Regions from separate parts of the Homo sapiens genome. Here all the other regions are linked to region 3. The links are chromatin contacts, found by Hi-C or POLR2A ChIA-PET in ENCODE. All regions are on one chromosome and are shown on one strand. The core of a region is the stretch at or near the end of the contact, and the rest is flanking DNA. Distances in the headings are between cores, read along the strand shown.

Region 1 (2,776 bases), core at 237-2,736, 460 kb after region 3:
AAAGGGGTAAGGGAGAGTCTGCCCTGGAAGTAAATTCAACTCAGGCAGAAATGGTTTATAACTTTTAAATGGCAATTTTTTTCAAGTTTTAAAAAATATTAGAGTACAGTCCCAGTGAGTACACATTATTAAAACATGTGAAAGGTGGGAGAACAGAGAGAGAGAGCACAAGAGTGAGAGCAGTTATTAGAATAGTTTAATAACCACAAAGGAGCCCTATGAAATTGACTGAAGGCCGAGGTGGGTTGGATTGCTTGAGCCTAGGAATTCAAGACCAGCCTGGGCAACATGGCAAAACCCCATTTCTACAAAAAATACAAAAATTTGCCAGGCATGGTGGCACTCAGAGGCAGTCTCAGCTGCTTGGGAGGCTGGGATGGGAGGATCGCTTGAGCCTGGGAGGCAAAGGTTGCAATAAGCCTAGATCACACCACTGCACTTCAGCCTGGATGACAGAGTAAGACCCTGTCTCAATAAAAAAAAAAAAAAAAAAAAAAAAAAAAAAAAAAAAAAAAAAGGTGACTGAGCTTGGGCCAAGGAGACACCTTGGCAGAGGCCAAACTAGAGTGAAGAGGGGAGAATGTGGCCTTTCTGGTTTAGAATCAGGGCAAACTGCTTATTAGCTGTGTGTTCTTGAACTTTGCACTTTATATCTGTGGAACGAAAACAATCTTATCTTGCTGAGAGAATTGCCTGGCAGCTAAAGTATATGAATTGTTTAGCTTAGCAGGTGTAAAAACTTTATGTGGCCCCTATTTTTAGGTGGAATCACACACACACACACACACACACACACACACACACACACACACAATTCCCTTAATGAGAAAGTAAATAGCCCCATCAGCAGTCTTTCCGTGATGTTTCTAACAGAACATAAGCAGCACTTCCAATGGGACATGGAAAAGACCCAAGTACACAGTGTTTCTCAGAGGCCATACCACAGCTGCAAAAACCATCACTGTTATCTTCCAGGTGCTGGCCACTTTCTAACCAATGATTCTCCACTTTGTTCCTCCTGACTGCTGAACTAAGATCACGGAGACAGCTGAAATGACCACCTTCTGGACCACCTCTGAGGAGCCCCCTCTTCCAGGATCCCTCCTCAGAATTCCCAAACTCCCTCTTGCAGAGATACTCCGTTGGTCCTTTGGCATGTATTTTCCCTTACTGCAGCAAGAAAAATAAATCCAATTTCTTATTCCCCTCTACCTCCTCCTCTTCTTCCTCCTTCCTGTAGGTGCTCCCCTGTTTGTCCTTAGGTGGCAACGTTACCACTAAAGAAGTAACATCTCTCAGTAGACAGAGAGACAGACAAACAGATACATCAACATAGATGGATAGATAGAGATATATGCTCACTTCTATAGATAGAAAGACAGGTATCCATGTGTAGAGAGAGAAACACTTTTAGAAAGAGAAAGACATACTTTGACTTTCAAATCGTTCCAGTTCTCTCTCTACAGCTCTGTGACTCACTTCAGGTCTCACAGTCACCCTTTACTCACGCCAATAACTTTAACAACAGTAACACGATGGTAGAGCACTTACTATGTGTCAGGAACATTCTAAGCCTTCTGCATGTATTAAATCATGTGACCACCACAGTAACCTTATGGAAAAAAAGTGATGCTACTATCCCATCTTACATAGGATGAGACTGGATCACACAAAGGTTAAGGGCACTGCCCTGGGTTGCACAGTTAGTAGGTGGGAGTCTTCACTCTTACCTCCCACTGTCCTGCCCTTACTGCCTTTTGAAGGATGGCATGTCCTGTCCGTGTCGCAGCACAGCACACATACAGACTGCAGAGCCTTCTCAGTTTCTCTCCAGTGGCTCAAAGGTCAAACTTGAAGGGTTTCTACTTGCTCTTTTTCAGCCCTGTGAATGGGTGGTTTCAATGGGATGTATTTTCCTTTAATGTGTGTGTCCTGAAAAATTTCTGCTGCCAGAATCTTTTAAGGAATGTGACACAATATTCCATCATTTTTTCTTCCTCATTTTTCTCTCCCTCTTCTTCCCACTTCCTAATGTCTTTCTTTTTCCTTCTTATATTCTTTCTGGAGGTTGTAAAAGGGATTTTACAAATTTTCCTGCTTCACTTCAGACATGATAGCCCACAGTTTTAAGTACTTGTTATGTGCTGGGTATAGCGCTACATCCTAGGTACCATATCATATATTTTGCAGGGATTATCTCATCTGATCCTCACAACTGCCCCTTGTGAGGTAAACGTTAATATTATTCTCACTTTGCAAGTGAGGAAATGGGAGCAGGTTTCGTTCCTTGTCCAGACCTGAAATAACTAAGTGGCCAAATTAGGGGCAGACCTCTGGACTAACGGGCCCCAAGTCCAGGACTGCAAAGACCTCACTCATCACCACTACACACTACAACTCAAACAACTCAATTGCAATAAAACAATAATGCAATTTAAAAATGGTCAAAAAGATCTGAATAGATGTTTCCCGAAAGAAGACATACACATGACATGAGCAATGGGTCTTTGAAAAATGCTCAACATCACTAATCATCACGAAAATGCAAATCAAACCACGATGAAAAGTCATCTTTCCCCTGTTAGAATGGCTATTATCAAAAAGACAAAAACAACAGATGCTGGTGAAGATGCAGAGAAAGGGGAATGCTTGTACACTGTTTGTGAGAATGTAAATTAGTAGAGTCATTGTGGAAAATAGTACGGAAGTCCCTCAAAAAACTAAAAATAGGACTACCCTATGATCTAGCAATCCTATTTCTGGGTATATATCTGAA
Region 2 (3,193 bases), core at 655-3,154, 350 kb before region 3:
GTAGGAGTCAATTTGGAAGGGAAATTCGATCTGGAAAACCTTTTATTTTGTATTTCCTAGTAGGTGTTGAGGGGAGGGGTGTGTTACAAAGAGCAGTGACTATATGGAAGAAGGGATGCATGAGTTAACAAATTATTGACTTTAAAAGAGGTATTTCTTACAAAAATCATCTAATTTGCATTCAACAAATATTAAAAATCCATTATGTGCTTAAGATGAGTTGCTAATATGGCAAAGGTTAAGGACATATAAATTAGAAAAGAGAACCTAGAGGACGTCGATTCTGGTTATTTACTCTGGCTAATTGTTCTAGAATAATTATCTTCATTATCCTAATGTGAAACACCAAGTAGGACTCTATGTGTTATGTTATGAAGAAAGATGTTTTGCTAACGAGATCCACACATATCTTTGATGTTCAAAGTGGGAATATAGTGTAGCAAGAAGAAAATTGTTGAAAATATTTCCAATTGTATATGTTATGCATATCATCTAAACATAAACATGATGCATTGAAAAAAATACTGTTGGCAAAGCAATTTAGAAATTCCAGAAAATAAGCCAGGCATGGTAGTGTGTGCCTGTAATCCCAGCACTTTGGGAGGCTGAGGCAGGCGGATCCCTTGAAGTCAGGAGTTCCAGACTAGCCTGGCCAACATGGTGAAACCCTGTCTCTACTGAAAATATAAAAATTAGCCAGGCGTGGTGGCATGCACCTGTAGTCCCAGCTACTCAGGCTGAGGCAGGAGAATTGCTTGAATCTGGGAGGTGGAGGTTGCAGTGAGCTGAGATCGCACCACTCCACTCCAGCCTGGGCGGCAGAGTAAGTGAGACTCCATCTCCAAAAAAAAAAAAAGAAAGAAAGAAATTCCAGAAAATACCTTTTCATTCAACTCTGAAATCAAAGAGTACACCATTGCTTTGTGTACTGTTTTTGACTTTTTTCTCTTTTCAGTTTTCAGCATATGCCAAGTACTGCCAAAGAGGTTCTTGCATTTGAAGGCAGGTCAGTTATCAGTGCGAAAATACTTACTGTGAGTCGATAGGGAATTTTTCCACCTGCCATTATCGGAAGTTATATTTGATGATACGTTCACTGAATCTGGGAAACCTTCACAGAATCCCCATTGTCTTAGCAGAAAGGATATCAATCATGAGTTATGCAATCTCTTGTGTAAAATTCACCCCTAAAGAGATGTATTAGATCTAGATTTTTGGCAGTAAACAGTTGGCTTTAATAGTCGTGACAGAAATCGAAATTTCCCTGTTTCCTGTTATTCTTTGAACTGGCATGTCAGCTTCTGTTTTAGGCTTTGTTGATAAGAAATATTTAAATCAAAGGAAGACTTTGAAGAAAAGGCAGTAACCTTGCTGCCATACCTGTAAACACAGGAGGCTTATTTAACATGATGCTTGAGAGCGTAGGTTTGGGGCAGCTTTTCCACCTGTCAGAGCTCAGTGGCCTTGGATAAGTTGCTTTCGTCTGTGAGGTTCAGGTTCCTCAACTGTAAAGAGATAAAAACCACATGTTCCGGTTTGCTTAGAACAGCCCTGGTTTACAGCTGTTATTCTGTGTAATTATTAATTGCACCCCCTTTCACTCTCAGAGGTGTTCTGGTTTCGATAAAATTACATAGTTACCCTAACCTACCTTGGAGAGTTGGTGTGAGGTTGAAGTAAATTAATGTTTGTGAAACCCTTAGCACAGTGCCTGGCACAGACTAGATGCTCAGATGATGATGATAAGTATTGTTAAGCTGATTGGTATTTCAAACCACGCTTCAAAGAAAATGATTCAATAGACAATGTCTGTTTTTATAAAAATTTGGCCACTCTCCCAATCATCTCGTCTTTTGTTCCACCCACATAGAATTTCCTGCCCAAGGCAATAAATTTGAGAGGTTTCAGCAGCTACTGACGAATTTCTGATTGTCATGGCTTTACAGGTTATCTAGGTGTGGCACTACCAGTGTTTATGCTATTGCTAGCTTGTTCATCGGGGTACACGTTAGGATATAGAACTTTTTCACAAATTAGATCTTATTTTCCACAAACAGCCCCATGAAACAGATTATTTTAATAGCTATTACTATTATTTTAATCTGGAAATGGAGACTCAGAAATATGAAATGGCTTTCTCAAGATCACATAGCTCGAAAGCACCAGGAAGCATGCGAAGGCGGGGCTCCTTGCAGGGAGCATGTGAAGGCGGGGCTCCTTGCAGGGAGCATGTGAAGGCGGGGCTCCTTGCAGGGAGCATGTGAAGGCGGGGCTCCTTGCAGCTCATTTCTTTTCATCGCACCATGCTGGTTAAGCAAAAGGGCAAGATTACTCAGTTACCTCAATTCCTCCTCATTATGCCCAATTTTGTCATCTCTTATTCCTCTTTGACTTGTCTGGTATGCTTCACTCAATTTTTTTTTCCCCCAAAAAAGTTTTTAAGTGCTACTTGGTCTCAGTATATGGATCCCATTCTTGGCCTAGGGCAGCTTACAGTCGAGAAGTGATTACTCCATGTCCAATCATGTGTTACTGGGTCTCTGTGAGTAATTTCAGGAAACTGTAGAAACACAAATGAGTCAATGCTCACTGCTCTGCAGTTATGGCACCTTCTTATTCCATGCCATTGCAGACAAAAATGAGAAAATTGGGGTCTGTCATTCCCACGCCTTTTTGCCTGCAAACCAGTGAGAATGTCTCCAATGACCCATTCCAGTTTCTCTTGCTGTTTCCATCCCACTACTCTATAATCAGGGTCTGTTTATACCTGCCTTCTCTTCTAGATTAATGGACAGCATCCCTATCTTGTTGATCTCTGTGTTTCCAGTATGATGCCAAGCACTTGGCACATGGAAAGGCTCAGGCGCCAGGGACTGTGCTCAGTGCTGTATGTGAATATATTCAGTATTTATTGCAACCATGCAAAGTAGCTTTGATTATGCCCATATCATGGATGAGAAAACTGTATCTTGGAGAGATTAGATCACTTGCCTAAGATCACATAGTTTTTAAATACTGAAACAAGATCTTTCTTTATTAAAACGCCTTTTATTGAAGTATAACTTACATAAAATAATCTATACATATTTAAAGTATACAACTTAATAAATTTTGACATATGTATACACACAGGAGACCATTACCATAATCAAGAGAGTGAACACATCTATCACCCCTAAAAGCAAAACCAGGA
Region 3 (2,837 bases), core at 315-2,814:
CTGCAAAACTCTCATTTTGTCTGAAGCCACTTTGCTTCTGGTCAGTATTTGACTTATAAGAATTTTTTTTTCTCACAAATATATTATACATAGCTAATTAAACAAATATCTTCATTACTTTTGAAAACCCTGAGAACATAAATATCACCATTTTCTTCACACAGCTTCCACGATACAAAATTAACTTTTGGCAGAACACCCTCTTGTGTTCTTTGAAAGTGAAAATATTTTCCTGTAATAAAAATATATGACGTGGTTTATGTAAAACTTGAATTATGTAAAATGAAGGCTAGGGAAATTATTTCATGTATTTTCAGATACTTTCTCCATGCTTTTATTCGTCCTCAAGAATTGCCAGAAAATGGCATAAGTCAAAAGAGTATTCTGTTTCTATTGAGAATATCAAATTGGAATACAATTTAAAATATTTTTAAGTAGTTCCCACTTTTATATTAAATTAACAGAAAAAATAGGGGATTCAGAAGAAATCTTTGGAGGTACAGGGTTAAGACATGACCCCCATACGATGTTTCAGTGATTTTCCCAAGGCCACCGAGGTGCCTGACACTGAGAACTCCTTTGTCCTCAGCGGCACACCTGGCTGCCACCCCACCCTTCCTGTCACATCTTAGGAGTCAGAACTGCGACGGGAGCTAGCCCAGGACACCGAAGGGGGGATCCTAAATGCAGGTTGCATGCTGACGTATGATTTTTATTTGGAAAAACCTCAAAATAGTAAATGAAGAGTAGAGAGAGTGCAGTTTAAATAGGTAGAGATTCGTGATAGGAAGTGGACTGCAGCAGAGGCGACATGAAATTATCTGGGGAAGCCAGATGAAGCCTTTCCGAAAGGAAGCGAGCATTTGTTAAATTACATGTTCATTCATCAAATTCACTGAGCTCCCCTTGAGATCCAAACACGGTGCCGGACACTAAGGATACACAGATAAATTCAGCATCGCCTCCGCTTTCCAAAATCTGGCAACCCAGCAGGAAAGAACAGCATGCAAAGAGATAAGAGTACCCGGGGAGCCACGGTCCAAGGTGCAAAGGCGGAGCCTAGGAGGAAGGGATCACCTGTGTCAGCAGGGGTCAGGGACGGGCTTCTGGGTTTGGGTGCACGCGTCCAAAGGAGTGCAGCCTTTATCCACAGGTGCAATTAGAACACCCATCTCACACTGCTGAAAACTCAGATATGGCACTGCTGACCACCGCCCCACGATGCGACATCAGGGGTCAGATATTAGGCTGGCGCTGTGCAGATAAACAAGTGTATATGTTGGTGCGCCAGGAAGACAAAACACGCGCCTGGAGAGGCCAGGAGAGCGGGACTGGAGGGTTGTGGGACGCGCGGGACCCTCGGGCCGCCTTCCGCCGCCGCCCGGTGTCACCAGAACCCAGCCTGTTTACCAGCGGCCCCGCCCGCCCCGGCCCGGCAGGGCAGGTCGGGGCGGGCGCGCTCTGAGTCACCGGAATCTAGGTGGGGCCGCCCGGAGCGGCGTCCTCGGGAGCCGCCTCCCCGCGGCCTCTTCGCTTTTGTGGCGGCGCCCGCGCTCGCAGGCCACTCTCTGCTGTCGCCCGTCCCGCGCGCTCCTCCGACCCGCTCCGCTCCGCTCCGCTCGGCCCCGCGCCGCCCGTCAACATGATCCGCTGCGGCCTGGCCTGCGAGCGCTGCCGCTGGATCCTGCCCCTGCTCCTACTCAGCGCCATCGCCTTCGACATCATCGCGCTGGCCGGCCGCGGCTGGTTGCAGTCTAGCGACCACGGCCAGACGTCCTCGCTGTGGTGGAAATGCTCCCAAGAGGGCGGCGGCAGCGGGTCCTACGAGGAGGGCTGTCAGAGCCTCATGGAGTACGGTGAGTGCCCGCCGCCGCCGCCGTCGCCGCCTCCAGGAAGCCCTCGGGGCCGCGGCCTGCAAAAGCCGCCGCGCGTGATGGGCCCTCACAGGGTCGGGGGAGCCAGTGCTTTTCAGAATGCCTGTTTAGGACGAGCTCGGGCTCATGCATCCGACCTGAACCAAATGCAGCAGCAGTAGCTTTGGGTGGCCAACACCAAGCTCAGAAACAGAAAAAAAAAAAAGGCCGTAGTTCAAACTGTATAGTTTTTTTCCTGGGTTTTGTCGGTTACGTACGAAAGATTATTTCAAGCATTGCAAGTTTAGATGAGTAAATATAATGAACAAAGTTTCTTGGAGACCTGAAATTTCTTCCCATTTCTCTTCCTTCTCGTTTCTTCTTATGATTAAAATATAAATATTGAAATAACGTGCCTTCCCTAATATCAGTGGATTCGTTCAACTTGATATAGCTGAAAAAACTTTCTCATTTAAAAAAGCCCTTTCAGGCAGTTTTAGCAGTTAACGTTTTCAATAGATATTTCAGTCTACTTTACCGGTCAGGCTAGTTCTTGTTAGCTCTTGTTCTAGGGCGTGTCCTTTGGTTTAAGCATGGCATTGTTGTTTAGAAAACTTAATTATTTTAATCCGATTTGAAATCTAAAAAGCAAACACATTCCCTACACTCGCGACGTGAAGCAGAGTTGACAAATTTAATGTACCTAGCAGGTGAAGTACTGTATGCCATTTTCCCAGCATGGAGGAAGCTCCCTGCTTGCCTTGCTGAAAGTCAGGACTGGAGCATAGTTCTTGTCTGAGAAGGCATTTTCTTTCACAGTGGGAAGCCCCCTCTCCTTTCCTGGGGGTGGATGGGAATCACAGCTGGGGTCTACTGTGATTAGCAATGTGTGTGGGGGTGGAGATGGGGTCTGTGAGAGCCTAATAAAACCTTAAAGCCAAATGGGCTTTACCTACCGGGTTTAATAGTTTTAAACACAGACAG
Region 4 (2,782 bases), core at 270-2,769, 310 kb after region 3:
AAACCTCAGAGTGAGCCTCTGGGCAGCCTTTTGCTCAGTTTCCCTTCTGTAAAGTTAATAAATGGAAGTCGAGAATAACTAGGCGGTTGTTTCCTGCAGTTCTGAATTCTGTAAGGATCCCAAAGAGTGAGTGCTGGAGGAACAGGAGTGGCTTTCTAAAAGAGACCATTTCAAACCTGAGTACACTGGCCTGAACTTTCACCTCCCCTTTGATATTCACGCTTTTGGTGTTCCCAAGAAGGCAGACTGAGATTCGTGTTCAGCAGGGCTCCAAACACTTGGTGGGTTTGGCTCAAAAATATCTTATTTACAGATACCTTTTTCTCTTAGAAGTTTAAATCACTTGAAATGCATGTAATTAATCTTAATGAATAAAGACGGGCTTTATCAGAGATCAGAGGGCTCTGGAAGGCTACTGACATTCCCAAGAACACGCTCTCAGGCACTAGCTGACTCCCAGCAGTGGTGAGCCTCATATCAGGTCCTTCAGCTTCAGGAGCGTGTTAAGATGGAGATGCACTCATCACCACTGGGCTCTCTTAGAGATTCTGATTAGAAAGATGGGTCCCAGGAAATTGCATTTTTAGCAAGCACCTACGACAATTCTGAAAGCAAGATGTTTGTGGGCTGAACTATGAAAAACTCAAGGCTTAAAGGAAGCATCACCAATAGCAAGTTAGAGATTAACTTAAAGGATCAGGAAGGGTTGCAGCAGGAAGCAGACTCCAACTCCTGTGACTGAATAAAGAATTTCAGTGAAGAAATTATGAGCATGTGGGTAGGTTTAAAGGAAACAATAGGGGTTGTTAAAGCATTCAGAGACTGGCAATAGCTGGAAATCATCACCGTCCATAGGGCTGAAGGAACAAGGGGAATGTAATAGTGTCACTAAATTCCATTAAGCAATGGGGCTGATGAGGACAGGCCCCCAACAAGGGCTGTAGCCAAAAAGGGATGCAGCAGGTGCCAGAGACAGGGAGGGTGCATAAAAACAGGGAGGGTCAAACAGGCCAGGCACCTACAGTGGTAGAACCCAAATGGAAGCCAGCCAACAAGGGAGCCTGAATGAGCAATTCCAAGGGGCAGTTTCTCTGGGCACTAAACAGGGCAGAGAAGGGCAGGCAGGGGTGGCAATGGAAAATCATCAGCATATTTCAAATCTTAAGAACAACATCACCAACATGAAGAATTGCTGGACAATTAAGGGAGTGAGTAGACCAAAAGGGAAGTCATCTCTACTACCACTACTGCTGAGAGCATCAGTTATAGGAGACGGCCAAGGCCAGGCGTCTTGGAATCAGGAGGGGATGTGGAGGTATAAAGTGTTGGGGAAGGAGAAAGGAAGATGGCAGGGCAGGGCTGTGGTGCTGCGAACCTGACAGATTAGCCTTTTTCAGTCAGCCCTGAAAACCATAAGAAATACACCTGAAAGTACTGTAACAGCCTTCCCAAGACATTCTGAGTAGCACTCACTGTCCTGAGCACCAATTCAGTGTCTTTCTTTGCTGATAGCATTGCCAAAGCTCACTGCTGCCCCCTGGATAAAACAAACCAACTTAATGAACACTTGAAGCTCTCATCATAAATTGTCTTATTATGATGAATCAGGAAGCATCTAATTTCCTCCCTAGATTATGACCACCATTAAGAGGATAGCCAATTAAAAACATTATGTAACTGGATCACATATGTCAGTTCATAGTACAGCTGAGATGTAGAGAAAAGGGGATTTCTTTATCTTTTGTTTAACTAAATTGGCCCTCCCAAGCTTCCACCAGTTCAACCTAGTTGAGATAGTGAGGTCTAGGTGAAAGCATGGAAAAGAACGTGACTTGCTGGTTCCATGTTGTGCTGACGGGATATGGATAGGCCCTGGGCTCATGACAGTTCACAGGTTGCGCTGACAGGAATCCGTGTATCTGTAGCAGCCAGCCCCTTGTCCAGAGCTGCTGCCCTGTTGCTCTTCAGGGCTGAAACCTGCAGCTGGTGGTCTCCAGCTCCAGCAATGTTCTTAAAAAGAACTCGACACTCATTTCCTGATCTCTGCTTCTCTTCAACTCAAATGAGCTCTAGCCCTTTGGGTTTCTGCTGCCTCCATCCCTTGGCTTGGCTGTCCATCCTGTGCTGTGGGGTCACCTTGCTTTGTCTCAGCAGACCCTGTGGCAAGTCCTCTGGCTTTCATCTCAGCATCCAGACCCTGTGGCAAGTCCTCTGGCTTTCATCTCAGCATCCAGTGGGGCAAGAGAATGAAGGGAAGCTCCAGATTGCCAGCTAGCTTGCCAGCTAGCTCTTTCTGTCTGCTCATGTCCTTCCACCCTCTTAAGCACCTGATGATCACATGTGGGTGTGGGCCTGTCTTCACTGTAATCCTCTCCCTACCATCCAAATGGGCATTTATGGCAGCCCGTCTCCTGGGTGATCCTCTCAATGTATCCAAAAAATATACAGTTGATCCTCATTATTTGTAGATTTGCCTATTTGCTAAAATTTATTTCTAACCCCCAAATCAAAACTTGTGCTTTTGTATCATTCATAGACATGCATGATGTGGTAAAAAATTTGAGTCACTCATGCACTTTTCCAGTTGAGGTCGCACCAGGTGAGGCTCTGCCTTTTTGTTTCAGCTCTCATCCTGTAAACAAAAGTCCTTCTGCCTCCTTAGTTGCCCATGTTTTCATTTTTGTGGTTTTTTCTTTGTGACTTTACTGTTTCAAATGGCTCCCCGCCATAGTGCAGAAGTGATGTTTGGTGTTCCTAAGCTGAAGAATGCTGTGATGACCTT

The links. Hi-C counts contacts between places; a loop is a spot of excess contacts on that map. ChIA-PET counts read pairs that join two places held with the same protein, here RNA polymerase II (POLR2A). Pooled maps may share reads with other maps.
Region 1: a map of PC-9 shows a loop between it and region 3 (7-fold over the local background). The contact joins the enhancer-like site here to the promoter of PERP in region 3. A Hi-C loop is called at or near these places in 1 of 168 maps with a recorded cell type or tissue (PC-9), 1 of 37 single-sample maps with no recorded cell type and 10 of 50 pooled maps. POLR2A ChIA-PET finds 5 or more read pairs at or near these places in 1 of 52 experiments (naive thymus-derived CD4-positive, alpha-beta T cell).
Region 2: a pooled map shows a loop between it and region 3 (5-fold over the local background). The contact joins the enhancer-like site here to the promoter of PERP in region 3. A Hi-C loop is called at or near these places in 7 of 50 pooled maps. POLR2A ChIA-PET finds 5 or more read pairs at or near these places in 2 of 52 experiments (HEK293T and MCF 10A).
Region 4: a loop to region 3 is called in a map of CD8-positive, alpha-beta T cell, with 35 times the contacts of the local background. The contact joins the enhancer-like site here to the promoter of PERP in region 3. A Hi-C loop is called at or near these places in 6 of 168 maps with a recorded cell type or tissue (CD4-positive, alpha-beta memory T cell, CD8-positive, alpha-beta T cell, PC-9 and 1 more) and 13 of 50 pooled maps. POLR2A ChIA-PET finds 5 or more read pairs at or near these places in 1 of 52 experiments (OCI-LY7).

Annotation. Positions count from the first base shown.
Region 1 is chr6:137,646,946-137,649,721 of GRCh38, reverse strand. No RefSeq gene overlaps it. Among named protein-coding and RNA genes, the nearest start is that of LINC03004, 17 kb to the left of the region's middle. RefSeq lists silencers at 1,450-1,539, 1,560-1,609. Within about 2 kb of position 1,486, at least 3 of the 41 ENCODE cell types and tissues checked have a DNase peak (open chromatin) inside an H3K27ac peak, as active enhancers do; they include PC-9, where a contact is called at or near this core.
Region 2 is chr6:138,454,547-138,457,739 of GRCh38, reverse strand. All of the region lies in intron 3 of NHSL1 (NHS like 1), which reads left to right. Among named protein-coding and RNA genes, the nearest start is that of MIR3145, 21 kb to the right of the region's middle. Within about 2 kb of position 1,904, at least 11 of the 41 ENCODE cell types and tissues checked have a DNase peak (open chromatin) inside an H3K27ac peak, as active enhancers do.
Region 3 is chr6:138,106,146-138,108,982 of GRCh38, reverse strand. PERP (p53 apoptosis effector related to PMP22) reads left to right here and starts at 1,564. Exons shown (of 3, transcript NM_022121.5): 1 at 1,564-1,856. The coding sequence starts at 1,643. RefSeq lists a silencer at 1,386-1,435.
Region 4 is chr6:137,798,893-137,801,674 of GRCh38, reverse strand. No RefSeq gene overlaps it. Among named protein-coding and RNA genes, the nearest start is that of LINC02539, 61 kb to the right of the region's middle. Within about 2 kb of position 1,519, at least 3 of the 41 ENCODE cell types and tissues checked have a DNase peak (open chromatin) inside an H3K27ac peak, as active enhancers do.